2 separate regions of the Mus musculus genome follow, and region 1 is linked to region 2. A link is a contact called in ENCODE POLR2A ChIA-PET data. All regions are on one chromosome and are shown on one strand. The core of a region is the stretch at or near the end of the contact, and the rest is flanking DNA. Distances in the headings are between cores, read along the strand shown. Region 1 holds the start of C1galt1 (core 1 synthase, glycoprotein-N-acetylgalactosamine 3-beta-galactosyltransferase, 1). Region 2 holds the start of Asns (asparagine synthetase).

What was found. ChIA-PET counts read pairs that join two places held with the same protein, here RNA polymerase II (POLR2A).
Region 1: POLR2A ChIA-PET joins it to region 2 with 30 read pairs in embryonic stem cell. The contact joins the promoter of C1galt1 here to the promoter of Asns in region 2. POLR2A ChIA-PET finds 5 or more read pairs at or near these places in 4 of 5 experiments (Patski and embryonic stem cell).

The regions. Positions count from the first base shown.
Region 1 is chr6:7,843,238-7,846,595 of GRCm38, reverse strand. C1galt1 (core 1 synthase, glycoprotein-N-acetylgalactosamine 3-beta-galactosyltransferase, 1) reads right to left here and starts at 1,372. Exons shown (of 4, transcript NM_052993.3): 1 at 1,202-1,372.
Region 2 is chr6:7,691,414-7,694,796 of GRCm38, reverse strand. Asns (asparagine synthetase) reads left to right here and starts at 1,588. Exons shown (of 12, transcript NM_012055.4): 1 at 1,588-1,688.

The DNA of each region.
Region 1 (3,358 bases), core at 123-2,622, 150 kb before region 2:
TGTAATAGGTAAACAGGAGCATTAAGGTAACAATTTCAATTCACATTTGATTCATAAATAAATTGCAACAAAATTCCAACCACTACTTTCACCAAAGATTTGACTTTATATTATCATGAGTTTATAGTTAAGCTGAATAACACAATTTTCATTTCAGCAAAATCAACACACAAGCAATATACAGCACATACTTTTGAATACAATTAGCCAAACATTAACTCATTATATGTACTTTTAAACTGCTTGATATTAAAGTTATCCACAACTGTAGGCTGATTTTTTTTTTAAGAGCACAATGTAGGGAGAGGGAGTTTAAGTGGGAAATGACCACAAAGCATTTGTAAACTGCTGAGTCCTGAGTAAAAAGATAGAGGAAAACATAAATTTCAAGAAAATCTGAAACACTAAAGTTAGTTGTCCACTAATGCTGACTTTTCAGTGAGTCATACTTGCCTTCCTAAGTCAGTTTTACTGAACATATGGTGAAAAGAGTTAACTGTTTGGTAACTTCAAACCTTATATTCATTTAAACTGGACAAAAATATATACTACAGCTGGCAGAAATGCTATACAATGCTTAGAGCACACAATATCGTGTGCACAAGGCTCGTCTGACATTTATCTGATAAGGAACTGGAAAATTGTACCGTTTATAAATACCTTCTAAAAACTCAAGTTTCCACTTCCAAATCCAAACTTCCACCAGAATCAAACAACTTGTAGTGTGCACAGCATTTTTTTCTTGGCACCAGGCTGAGCTATCTGTGGTCTATCCTCAACTTCCTGCAAATTACCAAACTTCTGTCCCTTCCGCGTTGCCTACTCAGTCTGAAGCACTGAAGTTCTAACTTTGTAACTTTTTAACTCAGAATACATCTTTTGACAGTATGTACTAAAAGGAAATACCGTGAATACAAAGATCTAGATTGGAAAAAAAAAATTTTTTTTCCAGGAAGTAAGGGATCTTAGAATATTCTAAGTCCCACGCCACTAGTAAGAAGTGTGGACAGAGCTCAAAAGCATTAATCCCCGATCCTCACTCTTAAATTAGTTAATTTAGAAGAGTATCTATCTAAAGTCAAAGCACTTTGTTTAACTAGCCAACATCTAGGAAAGCCATCACACTTTGTTACCAAAGGAAAAAGAAAAAACAAAAAACATTTTTTTTTTAAATCCTGCGCGTAGCAAGCCCCCAACACACCTGGCTGGTTCACTCAGTCAACGAAGGGCAGGGAAAGTTCCAACCATAACCGACCAGCTCCAGACAAAGCTGACGGTCCAACGGCGGCGGGCACTCGGGACTGTTGCGGCCGGAAGGTGCCCGCACCTGAGTGCACACAGCTGGCGGGCGCCGGGCGCGCGGAGGCCCGGGGCGGGGCGGCGGGCAGGACCGCTCGGCGCTGGCCCGCCCCGGGCGCCTCGGGCCGGACACGCCGGGCCGCGGAGAGCGCGAGGGTGGCCGCTCGCCCGCCGCCCGAGACACCTGTTTGGCCGCGCCGGCGCGGACGGGGACGCGGACCCGGGCGGCGTTCCCGAACCCTCAGTCGCCCTGCCGCCGGCAGCCGAGCCCCTGGACCCGCAGCCCTCGGGCGCCTCCGCCCGCCGTCCCTGACATCAGCCCCGGCTCCCTCTCGCCCCTCCCGGAGGCGGGGAGGAGGACGACCCCCCACCCGCGACCTTCGCTGCCCTGGCCCGCCGCAGCACGGGCAGGGGCCGCTAGCCTGGGCCGCCCGCGGCCGCCCAGATCATCTCCCGGCGGCGGCGGCGGCGGCGGCGGCCGAGGCGGGCCCGGCGCGCGCTCCTGCCGCTCGCTCCCGCCGCTCGCTCCGCCCCTCCCGACCGCGCGGCCTGGACCACGGCCCGCCTACTGCGCAGCCGCCACCCAGGGGTCTCGGAGATGCTGACGTCCCGGCTGCAGCAGCTGCAGCAGCAGCAGCAGCCCCGGGGAAGGGCGGGGCCTGGGCAGAGTGGGCGGGGACACCGCGACCTGCGGATGCGGGGATTGGCCGCCGGGTGTTTGCCCCGCCCTCCTGCGGAGTGGGCTGGGAAGTCCCGGCTTCCCCGAGCTCAGGGTTTTTTTAGCCCCCTTCTGGTGAGGTTGAGTGTTCTAATTCTCTCAGGAAAGCAGAAAGCGAAATTAGCAGGGAGTACAAGTAAAGAACTGCCTTTTAAACTGTTGTCTGTGGAACAAACCTCAACGTCACGCTGACCTCTAACCCAATCTTAGCCCCCCCCCCCTTTTTTTTTGCCTCTTTTCCTTTCACAGCATTCCTCTATCCTTAATAACAAGAGATTTGGCATAATGAAGAGTGCTCTGTAACCAGATGTGTGCCTCAGAAGAACAGAGAACTCATATAGTGACAACGGACAGAAAGCCTCTTGGAGGAATGTGTGTAATGGCATTTTACTTCTGTTCTGCTATGGCAAATACTTAAGAGTTTTACAAACTCAGCGGGGAGTGGTGGTGCACGCCTAGCACTCGGGAGTTGGAGGCCAGCCTGGTCTAATAAGTGAGTTCCGGGACAGCCAGGGCTATACAGAGAAACCCTGTCTTGAAAAACCAAAAAAAAAAAAAAAAAAAAAAGAGAGAGAGAGAGAGTTTTACAAACTCGTCTGCTCTGCTTTGGCAAAGGTCCTGTGTACCAAGAAGCTATCTTTGTGGCAGCAACGGAAGTGGGTTGCCACCTGGTGAGGCAGCAGGGAGTGGAAGTAAGATCTAGAGACCTTAACCATCATCTGCAAGGCCAGGCCCCCGGATGGAAACACTGTGCCCTGCTTGATAAATGTTCAAACTATGCAGTTCTGAGCACACCACAGCATAGCTATTAAAAGTGAGGGTTTTGGAATAAGACATTTAAGCTTTATCTGAATCCACTTTCTGCCTCTACTATTATAGATGCTAAGTTGTAAAGAACAGGTATATTCTGGTTATGATTGTAGACAAGGAGCTGTGTGTGGTGATTTTTGTTTATTAAGTCGTGAACCAGCCAGATATCACGGCAGGAAACAGAAAGCATATTGGAGACCTAGCCGAACTCGATTTTATATCAGTCACTGAATAGCCCATTCATTCATTAATCCATTAGTCACAAGAAAGAATTGAGCCGTTCATCGTCGTTCATTCGGTAAGTAAGGGGAGAGTCCTAACAAAATCAACACTTTTACTTAGCCTCACCCTCTAACACATGATAATCGAGATCAGAGTCTGGGGAAGAAAAGCCACATTCCAACCATAGTAGGCTGGGATCTAGGTGATGAACCAATTCATTGTGTGTAGTTTTAGGAAGCTACTGAACGGCACCAATAAATCCCCCCCCCTCAAAAAAAATTCTTCCAAAGGAAGTTTAAAACTTGAAAC
Region 2 (3,383 bases), core at 339-2,838:
ATCAGGGTCTTCTGAGAAACTATTAGTGGCCTGCAGATCCCTGAGTTCCAGGAAAAGGGGTCTCCATTCTGTGTTCCTGACCTAGGTGAATTTCTGACCTAGGTAAGTCCACCTAGCTTGGGACTGCAACATTTTGAGTGAAGAAGGTGGGCAAGCTGATAAATTAACTCACTGTTGTTCCAAAGGGCTGGGTGGGGACGTCCTATGCTATTCTTCAAGAGCTAACCTTAGAAATGTAAATGGGTCAAAAACAAAACAATGTACCTTTGTTTCAAGATACTATTAAACTCAAAGAAGCCCTTTGCAGCCACAAAGAGTTTAAAGGTAACAAAGGCTAGCTATCCCTATGTGATTATATGCTTAAGATAAGTTAAAAAGTTAGAAGATGGGTTCACCCTCCAACAACTATTGAGAAGAAAAGATTTAATTTGTATTTAAAGGAGCTTAAAGGACTTTTTAAAAATTTGATATTCTCAAGGTCAAACAAGTGCAGTACATCCCTTGTGGAACAACAAGATCAGAGGCTTTCTAAGTGCTGCCTAAAATCTGATCTTAGTTTATTTCACAGCACAGTTTCATTGTTTCTCAATCTACTGGGTGCTGATGTTTAGTAACTATAAATTCATTAAAGAATGCAGTAAAATTGTGTATGTGTGTGTTTTAAATCATGGTGTATTTTCCCTATCCGAGGGAATACTAAGAGCATACTACCAATCTTTTAGTCAAGCTGAGGAAGGTCTTTTTTTTTTTTTTTTTTTTTGAGGTACTGAAAAAGAATCTTTATATATAGGTGTGCGTGTGTCCGTGCATGCATGTGTGTGTGTGTGTGTGTGTCCCTGTGTCCTCAAACTCCCTACTTAAGAGGATGACCTTGACTCTTGATCTTCCTGCTTCCATCTCCACAGTGCTGTGCAGGTTTGGACCGCTGCCTACAGCTCTCTGAAAGAGGATTGGTCCGCTGTCTACAGCTCTCTGGAAGAGGATTGGTCTGCTGTCTACAGCTCTCTGGAAGAGGATTTGTCCGTATGTTCAAGGTCCACTGATCTATTTGAACTTAATGTTATCAACTTGATGGAGACTTTGTGAAGAAGTTAACCTTGGCACAACAGTTTCTTAGGACAAACATTTCTTTTTATTGTACAATGAATTTGTAGGCACTATTGGTTCAAGAGTGCTTTTAATCTCTGCAGGGAGATTACCTGGGGTTCTTCTTAGCTGCTCAGTAGTAGTAGTTATTTGTGTGTGTGTGTGTCTGTGTGTGGTGTCCTTCTAGGTATTCCTATGTTACTTATGTATCCACATCTATATATCAGACACTCTGTTAGGAAGTACTGAAGACTACAATTAAGGAGTAGGAGATCTATTGCTGATGGGACACTGGACCTGGCGGCCCGACCTCTGGGCTTATCCTGCCTGCAGTGTCACAGCACCTTAAGGAACAGAAGCAGAACACCTCCTGGCTCTCGGCCCCAGGATGCACGTTTGCCTTGGCCTCCGCCCCGCCTGGCGTCGCTCGTCAGCACTGCGGGCCACGCCCCTGCGCACGGGTTGGGTCCCAGCCACATGATGAAACTTCCCGCACGCGTTACAGAAGCCCGGCGACTCTAAGGTGGGAAGCGGCCTCCAACCGGTCTTGTCACTGCGCTGCCTCTGCTCCACCTTCTCTGGCCCTGGCCGCTAGTGCTCAGGTAAGCGGGAGCCGGGTGCTCAGCGCGGAGCGCTCTGCTCGCCTGGGAGGCCGGAGGATGTGCTGTCCGCGCGGGCACATGTCCCGGGAGTTCGGATGCGGAGCGCTCGGGTCCGGCGCCAGACCGATGCTGCGGTGCAGCGCGAGGCAGGGCGGGGCGGGCGCGGGGCGATTGTTGCGCACCTAGGACGGAGCTGCCAGGAAAGCTTTCATGTGAGCGAAGTGCAGCGCGGAGGCAGGGCCGCTCCAGACAGAAGGCGAAGGTGGCCTTCATTTAGACACCATAAATATTTTTTTTTACTGTATGACGTCTAGATCTGGGAAATTTCAGCCATCCGAAGGTTTTGCCTGGGACTAGGTGGACGCTTGCACAAGACCAGCTGTAATTGGGAGCCCCAGGCTAGTGTAGGGGTCTCGCTCTCCAGCAGGACAGAGGCTCTACCAAGCTCTAGAGCGAGTGTCTCTGGGTCTGTCTGGATCCGGATTTCTGAGCACTCACTCACCTCGCTGCTCAGGCCCTTCCTCCACTCCAGTTCCATACTCGCAGCCACGCCGGGAAAAATCTGTTTAAGGAGACAGGCAACCAAGTACGGGAAAAGGCAAAGGAATTGGCGTGCTTTTTTTTTTTTTTTTTTTTTTTTCTTAATTATGGATAGCTATTTCACAGGTCTAGTTTCAGATAAGATAACTTTTAAAATACACGGGCGAGTTTGATTTTTCGTTGCCTGTGGCCTACGGGTTTTAACAGCTAACTCTTCGTTGATTGATGTCAGTACTATAATATTCATTTGAAGTAAGACTTGCACAAGGCCACGGGTTGATTATTGAGGTCTTAAGGTGATCCAGTGGAGTTTAGAACTATCAGTTCAGTGTACGAAAGCGGCGCTGTCCAGCGGGGAGCCTGTGCTCTTTCATAGACTGACCCCTAGAAATGCTGGCTAGTCTGAACTGAGATGTGGTAAGAGTGTAATGTGTCGATTTCGATGATTATGAAAACCGAACGCTTGATGTTTTGATGTTTGATTGCAGCCTCTAACCACTAAAGTATCCCTCCAGCCCGGTTTTAATAATTTAGGAAAAGTAGTGTAAATATAATTAATTTTGATTATATTGTATTGGTTGTCGTATTTAGGGTGTGTCATGTTAAGGTATGTTTAAAATTAGTTTTAATGTTTTCTCTTGTCTTCTTAATGAGCTTTATTAGTATATTAAAATTTCACATATGGCTCACTGGCCAGTACTGCTGCAGAAGTTAACCAGGAAAGGAGGAAATTTACAGACAACAGTGAGGAAAATATGGTACAAGAGGGCCTCTGAGTCCGATTACAAAGGAGTTTGAATTTCCTTACTCCTGCTGAAGGAAAGAATTTTAAACTTTTCTTTACACTTCAATGTAGTGCCTGGCATATGTTTTGCATACCAGACAGTTCATTAAAGAGCCTTAAGACCTAGGTAAATGGTTCTCGGTGATCATAATTGATTTTCAGAGCGCTTTGTTAGCCCACTTCCCTTTCCCTTTTATTAGACATAGATTCTTTTCTCATATAATACTATCTGAACAGTTTCCCACCTCTCTACTTATAGTGTCTCCCCACCTCTCCCCTCTGAATTCACCCCTTTTCTGCCTCTCATTAGAAAAGGATAGGCTTCTAAGAGGCAAGCAACAAAATAGAATAAAATACAGTAAGGTGAGATA